2 separate regions of the Homo sapiens genome follow, and region 1 is linked to region 2. Evidence: chromatin loops called from intact Hi-C (ENCODE). Cell type or tissue: PC-9. All regions are shown on one strand. Links, peaks and the distances in the headings refer to the core of each region. The heading gives the core; the rest is flanking DNA.

The links. Hi-C counts contacts between places; a loop is a spot of excess contacts. Peaks named below come from ENCODE experiments on the same cell type or tissue, not always from the same donor. Only the 100,000 strongest peaks of a DNase experiment are listed, where the experiment ranks them.
Region 1: a loop joins it to region 2, with 9 times the contacts of the local background. A loop is called at or near these places in 1 of 110 quality-filtered maps.

What each region holds. Positions count from the first base shown.
Region 1 is chr9:90,541,370-90,549,874 of GRCh38, reverse strand. All of the region lies in intron 1 of LINC01501 (long intergenic non-protein coding RNA 1501), which reads left to right. Among named protein-coding and RNA genes, the nearest start is that of LINC01501, 37 kb to the left of the region's middle. In PC-9, for the core only: CTCF peaks have their summits at 1,536 and 1,749; a DNase peak (open chromatin) is centred at 3,434.
Region 2 is chr9:90,428,383-90,436,887 of GRCh38, reverse strand. LINC01508 (long intergenic non-protein coding RNA 1508) reads left to right here and starts at 3,399. Exons shown (of 3, transcript NR_109795.1): 1 at 3,399-3,457. In PC-9, for the core only: no CTCF peak of the experiment used is centred there; a DNase peak (open chromatin) is centred at 3,247; H3K4me3 peaks cover 2,051 bases; H3K27ac peaks cover 2,187 bases.

The sequences.
Region 1 (8,505 bases), core at 1,284-6,283, 110 kb before region 2:
ACTGATTTATTTTCTGTCAGTATAATTTTGTCTTTTCCACAATGTCATATATTTAACCATAGCCAATGTATTGCTTTTCTGTCTGCATTCAAGTTTTTTCTTGTCTTTAGTTTCCAGCAGTTTGAACATAATGTGTCTGAAATGGAAGTATTTCAAATTTGCTGAGCTGAATTCCTTGTGTGTCTTTTAGCCAAGTGCTCACTATTGCTCATTTCTTAACCTATGCATTGTCTTGACCAAGCTTTAGTAAGGCTTTTTTCTTTCCTACAGGCCCAGGAACTCTTCTTGCACTCAAGCCTGAGCAAGCACAAAAAAGTGTGGTGTGACACCCCCGCCCCATTAGTTTCTCTTGGGAATCAGCTGACTACAGTGAGACTCTTCTCCTGTCAGACTCAACTTTCCCTGCAAAGATGCTGCTTATCTCTACCCACATACTCCTTTACCTATGAAAGAAGAATTTTTTCCCCACAGGATTTTGAGATATCACAGATTTTTGAGCTTGGAGTGTTCTTCCTATTGAACTAGTCTTACTTTCTAATTAAAGCCTCTCCTTTTGTAAGTCCAGCTTGCTTTTATTTGACACTTTTGACAAATTTTTTGGGGGGGAGTTCAGTTACTAGTTCTTCAAATTTTAATTTTCTACATTGCATTCTTTCTCCTCTGCTGTTGCACTCCTTCTCCTCTCCTTTGCCCTGGCTTGTTTCTTACATTTAAGTCTTATTTTTAGGTTTCTGACAGCCTCAAGAGAAGCAAGGGGAATGTGAATCTCATTGTCTAAAAATATTTTGACAGTTCTATCAAAATACTTTGCATCAAAAACATTGCAAAATTAAAGGTTATACAGCCTTATATATTTTTTCAATCTTATATAGCTACATAGATAGATGGGAGAACTTGGAGGCAACACAGCTTGACATGAATGTTAAATCTCTTGGTATTTCCACATAGATATCTAAGAATCTGTTTAGCTCTCTCTTTAAATCTTTTCTCTTTCTTTTGCACAATTGGTTAATTTCTATCTTCACATGTATTGACTCTTTCCTCTGCCATCTTCATCTGCTGCTGTTGAGCCTGTCCAGTAAATTTTTAATTTTGATATTATTTTTCAACTTTAAAATTTTCATTTTTTTATTATATTTTCTATTTTTTCCTGTTATTTTCTAACTTTCTATTCATTTCAATAGTATTTGCCTTTACACCTTGAAGCATATTTATAACAGTTGTTTTGAAGTTCGGTTTTCAAGTGTTTGCAGTGTTCTTGGGATAAGTCCTGCTCTTGGACCACCGGCTAGTTGACAGTCTGGAGCAGCATTGTACCTTGTAGCTCAGTTCTCAAACTCAGGGGTGAGACCATATTTTATATGTGGTATTATGGGATCACTCTCTCAATCTCCCTTCTCTCTGTGACCTATCTGACAGTTTCCTGTTTCCGGGAACCTTCTTTCCCTGTTTTCTCACCAGAAGTTTTGGGTTTTATTTTTCTCATTCTTCCATACAATTGCTGTGACTGTCTGTACTCTGGGTCAAGCAATTAGAGGACCAAGAGAGAAAAATGAACAACAGGGCCTTGTCCCATATTCTTGAGATCTTAAGTCTCCAGTTGCAGGAAAAATTTATCCTCCCTTAAAGTTTTAGGGACATGCCTGGCTACCCTTGCTGTTGTCATGCTGCTACAGCAGCTATGGTATTGCCTGAGAGTAGGGTTGGGAGGCAGAAGAGAAAGGAACAAAGGCAAAAAAACCCTGAAGGATTTTTTCACTCTCTGACCATTAGGTGTCCCCTCTCCCACTCCTTAGACAATAAAGAGAGGGCTTATCATGGAGCTCATCTGCCCACATCCAATCCATACTATTGGCATTCTGTCTGTCTCTGAGTCCAGATCATGTTATCTTGGAAGAAAAGAAAATGATAAAAAATACCCCTCGGTTTGGTGATGTTTTTAACCTCGCTTTCCTTCCTCAATTAACCTGTGACCATTTATTTTTCAGAGTTTTCAAATAGCTGTCCTATGCATTCTGTCTAGGATGGAAGTTATACATCCTGGACAGAATGCATAGGACAGCTGTCTGAAAACTCTACATGAGAGAAACAGGGTAGATTGTGATTTTTCCATGTTTCCTGGAATTGCCACCAGACTTCGTTATTTGTAAAGCATTTGTTCAAGTCTTTTGAGTATTTTTTTCTATCAGATAATATTTCTCACTCAGTTTTTCCTTTTCACTTAAAATTAGCTCCAAAATTAGGTGAGTCACTTTAACTTCTAAGGGTGCTTTTGAATCCCATATTTCTCAAACAGAGTCAGATTAACATCGGCAGGATTTTTTCCTTCTACTCTGGATTCTTTTCCACTTTTAAATAAATTATTTTCAACACATATCTTATTTTCAAAAAATAAAAATTAGATATTCTCTAACACTAAACAGAAAAATGAGTCCCCTAGAGGGAGACTTGAGATAATAGCACCAGGAGACCAATACTGGCTTGTTTGCTGTACTTAAGCCTTACTTGTAGGTTTCTGACAGCCTCAAGGAGGCAATGGGAATGTGAATCTCATTGACTAGAGATATTTCTACCATGTTAGTCAGGCTGGTCTTGAACTCATGACCTCATGATCCACCTGCCTCAGTCTCCTAAAGTGCTGGGATTACAGGCATGTAATATCTGAATATTTGTCATCAAAACATTGTGAAATTAAAATTTGTACACCCTTGTACATTTTTCCAATCTTACACAATTACATACATAGATGGAAAAACCTGTAGACAATACAGCTTGAAAAAAATCATTTAAAATAGATCTGACCTTCAATAGGAAGGCAGTGTATATTGTAATGCCCTTTAATGTTATTGAGAAGTGAAGTGGATTATTATTTACTTCTCTAATATTTGTTTCTGAGTTTGTTATTCTTAGCAAGTGTTAGACATATTAACAAATGGACATATTTCTTATTCAATATCTTCTCCAGTGGATTCAATAATATCTTTTCTGTATTATTGCTCCAGGGAAACTCTAAAAATTGCAGTGGCTTCTCTTCTTATTTGAAGGATATTAGAATCTTATAAGCATCATTTTTTTTGTGTGTAGTACTCATCATAAACTTCCTTGATTTGGAATTACATGTGTGATCAAGTCCATTAATTGTGGTGATACCTCAAGATATTAAATACATAGTGAGGGGTATTATTTTTAGTTATCAGTATTCTTATGTCTAAATACGTACAGTTTTTATAGCAGTACATATCATATAATTACACTTTATTGGTTATGATGTCAATACTCTCTTATTTACTTTAGAGTATTTTAATTCAGGCCAAAATTGCAGATCTTTTCCTTCCTAATCTGCTTAAAGTGGACATAGCAATTACGATGTATGATAGAATTCTCCACCTGGCAACTGTCGTTGCCATGGTGATGACCGTGTGGGCAAGAAGCACGGTGACTCACTGCGTTTTCTCTGCTTGACTTCATCATCTCCAAAGGGGAAGAATGTGCATCTGGTCGAGGATTGCCTTTTAGGCCCTTTTGTTATCTTTTGAGCTGTCAGTTAGGAGGGGAAAATGGACAGTGTGGAGTTGCCTTATTAAAAACGGTTTCTCCCCATAAAAGGATGGGTAATCTGTTTTGCTAAAACACAATCTGCAACAAAACAAAAAATCTGATTTTAATATTATGGAGACAACATGATAATTGTGGTACAGCTACTGATGCATGATTAATACTATGTTTTTGATGATAAAATAAAAACAAATGTGTGTGATTTATGTTCTGTGCCATGTTTTGGCCACTACAGCAATTGCAAAAAGAAAGAAAATACATTATTGATAAATTTCAAGTGTACTTTGATTCCCTAGCTATGTTTGAAATATATGTTTTTTTAAAATATCCTTATCAGCTCAGAGAAGATGTGCATTTAATTTAAAGTTAGGATTTAGGGCAGAAGGATGGTTACTAGGAGCTGGGAAGGGCAGTGGGATGGTTAATGAGTACAAAAAAATAGTTCTAATGAATAAGACCTAGTATTTGATAGCACAACATGGTGACTGTAGTTAATGATAATTTAATTGTACATTTTAAAATAACTAAAAGTATAATTGGATTTTTTGTAACACAAACGATAGATACTTGAGGGGATGGGTACCCATTCTCTCTGTTGTGATTATTACACATTGCATGTCTGTATCAAAACAATTCATGTGCCCCATAAATATATATACCTAGTATGTATCCACAAAAATCAAAACACAAAATTAAAAAAAAAATAGAGGATTTAATGGCTGCATCCTCCACCTAACAGCTCTGAGACCTTCAAAATGTTATTCAACTTCTTCTGGCTTGGTTCTCTCATACGTAAAAAAGAAAGAGTAGATTGGAATGTGGGCTTTATGTGAAAATATGTTAGTATACTTAAATTAGTTTCTGAAATAATATTCATAAAGTGAATATTTGTCATTTTCACTGTTATTAAGTACCATAGTTCCTTGAGGATTAGAATGCCTACATTTCTCCGGGTTCCCTGAGGAGCGATTTCCACTAAATATGAAATCTCCTGACCCATGTCTTAACTCTCCCCTTGACATTGGATTGAGATACAGACGGAGAAGACAGCTGTTGTTCCCAGTTTCTCACTTAGATGGAGCTTATCCGCCAACAACACTGAGTTGGGGGCATTCTCCTCTAATGGTGGGAGGAAGAAACATGGTAGGTGTGTCTCTCCTATTGCCTGGAGCTTTCTCCTGAGAGACAGTTCCAAGATCCACCTTGGAGAGAATACTAGCCAGCCCATTGATCTTAAGCTGAGGTGCCCTGCTACCCAGATTAATCAGTAATATGGAGGTCATTTGGCTTTGCTCTTTTAGTTTTTATGAAAGGCAGTGCTCAGGTGGAAAGATAAGTATTTATTGGACGCTTTCAAAAACCTACCCTTGTTAAAAGCTTAATTGACTATTGAATACATATGCAAATTTATCAGGACAGGCTATAGAAATTCAGAGTTTGCTATACAAAATTATACAGAAGATTTTTTTTGTAATGAAATTATGCTATTTTATTTTATGGAGGTATTTTAGAATTTTAGGCATTGAATTTTATTTTTCCATTTATAATATAGTTCAAGACAGTCAAGGACTCTCTGAATCATACCAGTTTATTTAGTGATTGAGTTATATCTTAATGGCCCCAGGGAATTTATCTCATGTTGTAATAAGAGAGGATAAAGCATTTAGGTCGGTTACTGGGTATGTGCATCAAAGAAGAGAGATGCAATTGCAAGAACACGGTGTTTAAACTGCCATAGACTGTCTGGGAAATTTAGAAAGGCTCTTATATAAAGCTTATAAGGTGAATTGAATCCAGTGATGCTAACTTCTATGGATTCTAGAAAAAGAGAATTTATCAAGGATTGATCATGCTTAAAAAGGAAAATGAATGCTCGATATATTTTTTTATCCGCTATGCTTTCTTCATTAAGCTGATGATATAGAGTAATTTCATATCCTCCTAAAATGACCACAAGTGTTCAGTGTTCTTAATTTCTTTTTTTCTTAATCTCTTTGGTAGGCACCAGTCTAATATGTTTGATATTTATCATTGAACTGCATACACTTTATACAATATATTACTTTGATAACATACACATTTAAAATTTTTTTCTAGTTGGTAACTTTTTACTATTTTTTGTTTGAAATATATTTGTTATTAAATGTACATTTAGTTGAAGAGGTCTCAAACTATTTGATGTCTTAAAAATTTTAATATTCTCTTAAAAATTATTGAGGATTCCAAAGAGCTGCTTTTCTTCTACTGTTGTATTACATCTATCCATAGTTATCACATTCTCAATTAAAATTGAGAACTTAAAAAACTATTAATTTATTTGAAATGACAATAATAAACCCACAACACATTAACACATATGTTTAATAATGTATAATATATATATTTAAAGATATTTTCTGAAAAACTTAGAAGAGTGGCATTCTTTTTCATTTTTGCAAATCTCTTTAATGTTGGGCTTAATGAAAGACACCTGGATTCTCACGTCTATTTCTGCATTCAATTTGTTGCAATATGTTGCCTTATTTGAAGAATATGGAGATATTCTGGCCTCAATTAGCTATATAACTGGACAAAAGATGAGTATTCTAATAGCCTTGTCAGCTGATTGTGAATAATCTAACAAAGCTTGACAGTAGTAGTTTCTTAAAGGTTAATTGCAATATGGAATCTGAAACCATGTCAGTCAACCTTTTATACTTATTTATATCAAAATCCATTGGTCCATCTTGGGCTTTGAATGGATCATTTGCCCAAGGGTGATATTGTAACATCATACATTGGTCACTTAACTAAACACTGATTCACTGACTAATGCAGATCTTCCAAATGATGACACATTTAGTTCTATAATATCACAAATTATATCCATTGATATCTCACTACAAAGCTCATCAGAAATGACTTTAAGTTTGGGGAAGCTGTCAAGCTCACAATGACAGATATAAGTATTCAAAAATTCTAATGTTCATTTTAAAGCTCAAATCTCATCATTGGCAACAAATGTCAGTTATTTTCCCTGAATTGACAGGCTTACTTTGTTAATTTTTGAGAACATGTCTGCAAAAATCTAAGCCTGAATAACCATAACTTGTCTTTCAGTTGTTCTATCAAGTATACAAATAGCATTCCAAGAAAAATGTGACTATGTCTTTCACCTCACAACTCAAATAACTCTGCAAGTGATTTCCTGGAGACAACTCTCATGCCACAGTGCACAGCAGACCAGTTCTATGAGCACTTCCCATTTCGTCAGACACAACAGACACAATATTAAAGAGATGTGTACCTATAGGTCAAGATTGTATAAAATTATCACCCAAGATTGTATAAAATTATCATCTTTTCCTTTTATTAAGGCCATTCTTTTTTTCTTTTTTTTTTTTTGGAAATGGAGTCTCGCCCTGTTGCCCAGGCTGGAGTGCAATGGTGCAATTTTGGCTCACTGCAACCTCCACCTCCTGGGTTCAAGCGATTTTCCTGCATCAGTCTCCCAAGTATGTGGGACTACAGGTGCACACCACCACGCCTGGCTAATTTTTTGTATTTTAGTAGAGACGGGGTTTCACCGTGTTGTCCAGGCTGGTCTTGAACTCCTGAGCTCAGGCAATCCGCCCACCTTGGCCTCCCAAAGTGCTAGGATTACAGGTGTGAGCCACTGTGCCCGGCCCATTAAGGTCATTCTTAAGCAACACTGGCACTTATTTCAATGTGAGTACATGGTAGTGGTGAATGTAATCACCACTCATACAGTTTGGTGCCACTGCTTGATTTAGTAAATCAAGTAAAGTAAAACTTGATTTAGCATTTTTACCTCACACTGCATCACACCACTGTTGCAGATATCCGTGCAGTGAGAAGAGCACCTAATACCATCACATTATTATGAAAATAGTTTCGACACCATGAACTTTTGGAAGGGGTCTCTGGAAATCCCTAGGTCTTCACTGAGAACTGGTGATTTATCCCACCTACTTAATATTATTAATACTTTGACTACATAGTTAAACCTATCCACTTCAGTAAAGGTGATGTTATTAGATGAAGTCAAGAGATCTTAGCATATCATCATAGTTCTGGGGTGCATAGTAAAAATTAGATTATTTTACAATAAATAAAATAAGTAAATGTTACTTCCAATAAACAGATACACAGATGAGCCATATGAAATAACAATGAACCGTTTATATCAAAAAAGTAGGATGTCTTAGGATGACTAGAATAAAAGACCAAAATTCATGTTACGTGACACAGAATAACAATGAATATGACCAGAAAGGACTCCCACCCTACATTTGCTTACTATTGTATTATTAGTATGTTCAAGGTAAAGATCTTTAATATCCAATTTGACAAATTATATTTTCAAAACCTCTGTGCCATCAGTCTTCACATTATTATTGAAAGGCTTTCCATTAAATGTATGGCTTATGATTGCAACGATAGCTTTAAGTCTCTCAGGCAGAATCAAAGAATTTGGGCTGACTGTCATTTTTTTTTTTTTTAACCAATGGCCTTATCTAGTTATCCTGGTGTCATAAAATTACTTGAGCAGCTCATCCTCTTTCTCTTTCCTGGAACAACCTGTACATGAGAGGAATTACCTATTTCTTTGAAGCCTGACAGAACTCATCTGTGAGCTTCCAGGACCTGGGCCTTGGAATATCTTTAATGAATCTCAATTTCTTTAAATACTATTGGCCTATATTAGTTCTACTAAATTTCATTCTGTGACTATTTTGTCTTTTTACATTTTCCCAGAAAGTTGTCAATTTCTTCGAGGTTTAATGGATACTTATTCACAACATTAAAGCAATTATATATCTGTTATCTCCTCTTTCATTTTATAGTATGTTTGTTTGTTTCCAATATGTTTGTTTGAATTTTTAACATCAATTAAAGATAATGTACTCTCTTTTCAATTGATCAGTGTTGTTAGGGCTTTGCATTGTT
Region 2 (8,505 bases), core at 1,110-6,109:
CTTTGGCCAGTGGAAGTATCTGCCAGTGGCTCCTGAGCCCTCCTGACATGAGCTTGTGACCACTTTCTTGCATTCTGATAAGACAAGATGCTCCAGGTTCAACTTGTAGAGATCCTGGTGTAGACCTAGAATCAGCCAGGTCTCCAAAGAGCCTGGGTGCCATTCGGTTGGCAATACTAGTTTAAAATCACAAGCGGGGTGCTAGTTTTCTAGTCCTTTACTGTGAAGAGGGCTAGGGCTTTTTAGAGATAAATACATCATGAGTTTATACTAGTACTTTCAATTCAAATTCAGGACTATAGGTTTTTTTATATAACCTCTTCTGTGTTATATTTTTATCTACTTTCTCCCATGCTGAGTACCTTATGAAGACCTATTTAGATGCTAATGAGCCTTGTCTGATAGAGACAGGAACAACAGTGTGGGGGTTAAATTCACAGGCTTTGGATTCAGAATGAACTGCATTCAAATACTCCACTTAATTTGGGCAAGTTACCAAAGTATTTTAAAGGATTCGGTGTTCTGATCCATAAACAATAATACTTCTATCATAGTGTTGTTATGAAAATTACAATTAACCTAGAAGATAAATACTTCCTTTAAGGGCGTCTTGAAGGATCATGCAGCTGGATCTAATGATTGCATTCAAATTATTGCTTGGACTGTATGGCTCTTCCCATTTTAAAATGTCCGTAGGAGGTTACCAATGATTTCCTAGCAAGCAGACAATCTTGGGTTAAGTTTGAACTTCTGATGTGAGAGAACATAATTTCAATTAGCTAACTCCTAATTTTTCTATTCTACTAACTTCAAAATTCCAGCTAAATTGTAACAAAATAAAATTGCGCACTTAAAATTTGTTAAAATGTTACATTTTATATTATGTATATTTATCACAATAAAAATATGTATGATAAATATTTAAGTGATTGGAAAGTAAATATCTTTAAAAAATGAAATAAATGATAAAATTTTCTTTTTAAAAAATTTAACTATTGGATGCAAAAGTTAGGGATCAGATCTGCATTAAATATTATAAATATAGCTATTGTTAAAACAAGATAAATAATCAGATTTAGGATAGTAATGTTTGGGTTATACATTAGAATTGCAATTATTCATCCTATAAGAAAGAAAATAGTGCAAATAAATTAAATTTTTAACATGCAAAGTATTGCCATTGGACCTCAGTCAACTTCTGTCTCCATCTTTTCCTTGCATGAAACATAGCTGATAGTATTTTCTGTTTTTTTGTTTTTCTGGTGGCCCTTCTCTAGATGGGGGATGTTAATGGGAAAGCCTGTTGAGGAAAAGCCAAAAGGTAGTTTATGTGCCTGCAGATAGGAAGAGTAACTGCTGCCCTATGTGCTCCCATTCCCAGGAGAGCAGTTGAGTATTTGGAGACACTCAGGACCATTCTCCTCTGCCCCACTGTCTCTGCGGGAACTCATACATTCCAGGGAGGAGAATAGTGGACTCACATTAACCCCAAGAAACTCTTCTGTGAAAGCGAAGCATATCTTCTTGATTTCCAGAAGGCAAGCACAAGCTTAGCCTTGGGAAAGAGTTCTGCAAGATGCTCCCTTTTTGAGGACTGGGAAATTCATGTGTGGGAGTAGCGGAGAGCAGGACACCAGGTGCTGCTTGATCAAGATGGCAGTAAACAGATCATCAGAAGTGAGATTTTATTTTTCCATTTTAAGGAGTTTCATGTATGTTATCTTTCAATAGCTCTCAATTCCGGGATGCTCTGCTGCTCAGGGAGCACATCAGATTTTTGGTTATTTCAGTGACTGGAGAGAAATTCCTGGCATATACTGAGCAAGATGCTTGCTAATAAGGCTTCAGCATAGAAAAATAGTCCTGCCATAGAAAGACTACTGCTGCCCGAAATGTTTCCCTCGACAAACTCTGATAGATGAACAAAATTTAATTTCTTTTAGTTGCTTGACATAAACCTTGATCTTTTAATGGTCTTTCCTGCTGTCAATTTTTTTGAAATAACAGAAGACTGAGAGCATTTATAGAAATATTTAGTTTTATGCAGGTCAGAAGCACTGTGCTATGCCAGGAATCAGTGAAAAAAGAGAGAAGTACAAAGCCTGGTGCTTTTGCTGTCAAACACAGGTCCTCAGCTGAAGCATGAAATTATCAAAATTGTTTTTTTCCTCTTTCATCTTCATTTATTTACATCTTCAGAGAATAGAGACAGTTTCTGAAATTTTCTTGTGAATACCAAAATTTTATGTTAATAAATAAATAATACGCAAATAAATAATATCCACAGTAACCATGCATACGGCAAATTGATTAGTAACTGTTTTCACATTGAAACCAGCTATAATGAAAGAACTGATTATCATTAAGTATTCAATTGCTTTTAGTATTTGAGATATCGGATGTTAGAACTAAGCTTAGAAGTCTAGTTTGGTAAAGATGAATCATTTTTTATTTATTCTTTCACTTGCTGTTTTCCCTGTTTATAACAATTTATTTTCCTATTCTTCTTAATGTTCTTGTATGTCTATGATCGCTTGTTAGTGTGCTGTAAATTTTTAAGAGTGTAAAGAATATAATCTCATATTCTAAGGAAATGAGGAATTGTGTAAAATTGGTTTTAAAAACTCATTGACCTTTCAAATTACTTTTGAGCTCAGAAGTAGAATTGGCTATAAGCGTACACTCCTTTTGGTCCATTACTGAACCACAGTGATGACTTGTGCAATAGAATTTTAGTTCCGGGATGACCGTTTGAAATGATTTTACCCATCTCCCTCATCGCATGTGTGATATCATTCGTTCTGCATGGAAAGTTGTGTCTAATCAAACTATTGGATTTCTACTTTCCTGATTGGTAACTCCAGGGAAGAGATTTCCCATGGAGCTGGGTGGAGGTGAGGATGGGGGGATGTTTTCAGGATGAAACTGTTCCACAGATCATCAAGCATTAGATGATTCTTAAAAGGAGCACGCAACCTAGATCCCCCGCGTGTGCAGTTCACAGTAGGGCTCCGCTGCCATGAGAATGGAATGCCTCTGCTGTTCTGACAGGAGGCGGAGCTGGGCGGTAATGCTGGCTAGGCTGGGCTGCTCACCTCCTGCTGTGCGGCCCGGTTCCTAACAGGCCACAGACAGGCCCGGGGTGGGGGAGGGGGATCCCTGCTTTAGTTGAAAGGAGGTGAGTCCTTATATAAATAGAAACTAACAAGAGGAATCTTCAGAAAGTGGGAAAGCCAGTGAAGCTCGACAAATGACCTCGGGGAAAACGTCAGCATTCCTCAAAACCCCTCCCAGCACAGTAGTGCACTCCCAGCTCCCTGAGGGCCTGGCTCTAAGTCTGAGGAAACACACTCTCTCTCGAACTTGAACTTGCCAGAGAGAACTCAGGCACTGACTGTGACGACGCGGGTGGGGAGAGACTGTGCACCTACACGTGTCACTTCACAAAGGCCTCCAGGTAACAAGCACAAACCTGAGTCCCAGGAGGAAGAAGAACGGCCCCTGGGTTTTTTCGTTTGTATATTTGTTGTTGTTGTTTGCTAAAGAGCATATGATTTGTGAATTGGCAGTAAGAGAGACGGAGGATTTCTTTTCGGAGTTCCACCCTGAATACAGTCCTCTCAAAGGATGACTTAGACTGCTGCTGTGAGAGCTTGAATTTAATCACAGCCTCTGTCATCCTACTCCACCTTCAGGATGAGACCAGGTCCTTCTGAGCACATGCAGTGCCGTGCATGTGTGTGCGTATGTGTGTCTCAGTCATACAGGCCTAAGTCAAGGGATAACGTTACTCCTAATCTGCTTGTACACCTCCGCCCGCCTCCTGACCAGCGTGGTCTGTTTTGCTAGTCTAAATATCCACAGAGAAAACTGGTTCATGAGGAAGAATATCTGTTTAAGGCAAACCCCTCTCCACCCCCATATCAACCCACTCAGCTTCTCCGCTTTATGGATAAAAACTTAAAATGGAGGCTTTCTGTTAACTGCTTTCAGTCTTAAGGCAGAAACAACTCCATTTCATACATTTGGAACTTGGCACTAGCATCAAAACTGGGTCAGGGAATTTAAGCCTAAATCAAGGACCCAGCTCGGAAGCTTAATTTTAATAAATCCAGATTATGGGAATAAATATCAATGTGTATTCACTCAAAGATGAGTGTCTCTTTATAATTAAAAAATATCAGATTGTCACAATACATAGTGTTGTTTGATTTGCTATAGGTATGTTTGTATTTAGGAAAATTATAAAGTCATGGACAAAAAGAATCCCAGCCAATCTGCGATATTTATTACATCTCAGGGGAATGGGGAGTGTTCACCTAGTTTTTAATTTTGAGAAGATTTCTCAAATGCTGTTATTGATGCATCAGATCTTTGCCTAATGCAGGTATTACGTGACCTGATTGCATTACTACTAGTATTATATTAATTTGGGGAAGAGAAAATAGACATCAGATTTTTGTCTAATCATCACCTATGAGAAACTTTAATACCATGAGTACACTGTATATCTGCTTATGTAGTGTACATGTCTGTGCTTCATACGAAAAGAAAAAGACTAAGTACAAACCTTACTAATTTTATTCATTGCCAGGTTAAGAATGACTAAATAAAATGCTTAAGTTAAAACTTAAAATTAAAAGCTATAACATTTAACTTTCTCTTTTTAGCCTAATAACTATTAATGTAATTTATTGCTTTATACAAACTGCAATGGATCACATTGTTTATAAATATATAATAATAGCAATGTAATATACATTTTAAACATCATTCATAACTGCTTTTTCCCATCAAAGGTGAATAATTGAAAAATTAATTTCTTCAAAAATTTAGTGAAGTTAACTTTTGCTTGATAAGAAAAGATACTTTTTAACTATAATTCATCACTGCTTTTTTTTTAGCACTTGACATAGTCAACAATGAGTTGAATAACATTTTTATAATTAAATGATAAAATACAAACAATTACATTTAATTCCCAAAGCCTAAGTCACACATAAAATCACTGAGATCATGTGAGAAGCAATGCTTACAAGGTGACCAGGGCAGCCAACAGCACAGGCCAGCTCTCCCCATGTGACTTTGAAATGGAGCAAGGGATGGAGAAGAAGCCCCCTACTCATGGCCATTTGCCACATTTTTGTAACATGACCTTGGATACGTTTTGGGTCTCTGCCAGGAACTCAGTGTCCATGCTGCTTTTGTGATATCTAAGAAAACTCAATAGGAGAAATTAAATACTAGAGAATAAGGTTGGTTCTCCTGCCTTAGTCTCCTGAGTAGCTGGGATTACAGGTGCCCACAACCACGCCCAGCTAATTTTTGTATTTTTAGTAGAGACGGGGTTTCACTAAGTTGGTCAGGCTGGTCTCCAACTCCTGATCTCAAGTGATCCACCTGCCTCGGCCTCCCAAAGTGCTGGGATTACAGGTGTGAGCCACCACACCCTGCCAGAGAAAATAAGGTTTTGTTGGGTAAGGTTGAGCTTTGGAGAGCCACAAATAAATATCATATCTAATAATTTTTTTGCTTCCGGAATTTTTACCTCCTAAGGAGTGATATTGCCTCTATTGAAAATGCATGCTGTAGTTATATTTATGTTATAAAACTGGAGTATTTTGATTTCCTTCTTTTATTTATCACATAATTATATTACCACTATTCTTAGATCAAAAGGAAGATTACTTGAATCTTCTATACTTTTCTACCTCAAAAAATGAAGCAAACAAACAAATTAGATCTGTTTACTTAAAAAATACTGTTTGGGACCTTGAATTCTGTCTTTTTCTGAATTACAGTCTATTGATTTAAAGCACAAATCTTCACCTTTACTTTGGAGTTGCCAACTACTCCCTAAGAATTCTGGAGCATCTCATCAAACCATTCCATTTCCTGAACTATTAAACTCCAGTGCCTCTCCTAGAATACAAACCCTCAGTTTTCCAACCTTAAGCTCACTTATTCTCCCTGTCCTTTTGTTCAGAAGGCCCTGGGCAGCCACATTTCCTTCCTGCCCTGATCCCATTAGTTTAACACTGGACCTGACTGTTCCCAGAATCCTTAACTCCCTCAGCACCTTATTTCTGTACTGTGCTCAATTCTACGAATCCTGATTTCATACCAGCGCTATCATCTGTTGCTTCATGGCAGTTAATCCCGAGAGAAAATTCTACAACTCTACTAAAAATTTACGTTTCTAGACTTGGTTGGGGCCTCAAACTACTAGTCCATCTCTTTACTTGTCCATGATTCTAAAGCTTTTTTACTCTAAAACCATCCTATTATAAATGGACACATGTATAAATGTATTAGATTCTCACTACAATTGTTGAGACAGATACCATTTTAATTGCTTTTTACAATTTTTATACGGAAGCTGGAGCACAGAAGGTGTGATTTACCCAAGGTCAAACAGCAAGTGACTGCCTAATGAGACTGGACTCCAGGCAGTCTAATCCCAGAGTCTATGCACTTAACTACATTGCCTGTCTAGCTACTGTTTGCCCAACTTTTAAGTAAATAGATCAACATATGCAACAATTTATTCCTTACAGGATTTATAGTCATCTGCTGCTTGAAAATTCAGGCAATGGAAAACTTATAAGGGGAACGAGGACTTTTGAGTTATGCTGGTTTAGATTCCTACCTTTTTTATCTCTCTTCCTTAAAAAGCTATTATTGGCTTTTAAAATCTTGTATTTTCGTGGAACCAAGATTCTGTAAAGGAATTTTGGAAAATAAAAGCACAAAAGTCTTTGCATGGAAATTTAGCCTAGACATTCCATCTGGGTGAGGTGGCATATATTCTCTGACATATTCATTTCCAATTATGAGATGAAAATAGGGAAAAGGGGATCTGGTCAGGCAATGGCTTCCTTATTGGAATAGAGGGAGACCCTTTCTTCCCCTGTTTCCTTAGCAATCGTTGGTTTCTGATATTGAGAGGATTTCATCTCCACTGGCATAAAGCATGGTTGAGGTTTTGTTTTTCAGATAATGAATTGCAGCCTTCTAGCCTTCCAAGAGACTTACTATTACCTTGACAAATTGCCCCATATGCTGCGTAACATAAAGAAAGCATGTTTGGCTGAACTGTGAATAGATTTTTTTCACCGTTATTCAGAAAGAGCATATTGAGCAGACAGAAGTAGCTAGTGGTGAAGTCTCCTTAATTGTCCACTGATACCATATGGGAAGTCTAGGACCTATACAGTGTGTGGGTCAAAAAAGAGCATCACACAGGGACACTGTGACAGGACAGGAGATTGGAGTTGGATCTGTAATCCAACTGTCTTCAAATGGTATAACAAAAACTCTCCCAGGTATGAAACAGGCATTAGGGACTGCGCAGGTGAAAGACTTCCCTGCAAAATGTGGAGAGTTTGACTGAAATGGTCAGTGATTCAAAGAAATCCATATGCAACTGGATTGGTAGATATTCTTCTACTTTACAACCTTTATTCCTCCCTCCAGAGAAGTCCCTAAGTCTGCTGTATGCACATTTTATTCATATATACATTAAACATATATAACTATATACATCTATGTGCAAGTAGATGTATATACACACATGATGTAAACATGCATACATTGTCTCAGCTGGATTGAAAGGCAGGAAAAAGAGAGGTCATTATAATAAAACAGGCCAAGGGTAAAAATCGAATATAATTTTTCTACACCTGTGAAAACAAAGTATTGCAGAATTCTATTTTCTAATAGTCTTAGTTCTCTTCTGAGAAGAATCCAGGAACCCAGGCTGGTTTTCCCATGTGAAGAGCTCACCTTTGGCTTCGGGCTGGTGTCCCGCTCTCAGATTCAGAACTTGGCTTGGACCAGGATGATGAGAACAGCGGCATTTTGCAGAGAATGCTTTGTCATAATTAAACAAAAGAGACCAAGATATGATGTCAGAATAGCAAGCGACATCTTAGGAGATGCAGAATCTTCTCAGCAGGCTGGCTGGTATAGCTGCAGGGTGACCCCAGTCCTCCATCTGCACAGATGTCGGGGGCTGCCCGCGGAACATGGGCTCAGAGTGGGAGTAGTTAGTTGCACAGGCCCAGTGTCCAAGGGCCTCAGGCCGAGGGGACAGCTGCAGCCACTGCATTCCAGGCTGGCTTTCCTTGCCACTGCTGCTCGGGGAGTGGGGTCTAACCAAGTGATGGAGCTGTTTGCTGCTGTCTCTCACTTTTTCCTGGCTTCCAAACCTGGCCAGACACTTGACTGACACACATACTCTTACGGTAATCTGGTGTGGGCGACCAGTTAGCAGCTCAGCCTGCCGGTCTGTCTGTCTTCAAGGCGCTCTCGAGGTTCTTTCTTCACCTTGCCTGATCTTTAGGGACTTTAAGAGGCTCATCTGATGTCCCTTCTTTTCAAGTCTTTGGGAAAAGCCTGTCTATAGTCTAAATGCAAATACCACAGATTAGTTACTAGTAGATCATGTGCTAAATTATTCAAGTAATTTAATTACTTAATGGGAAGAATAACACCCTCCCCCTC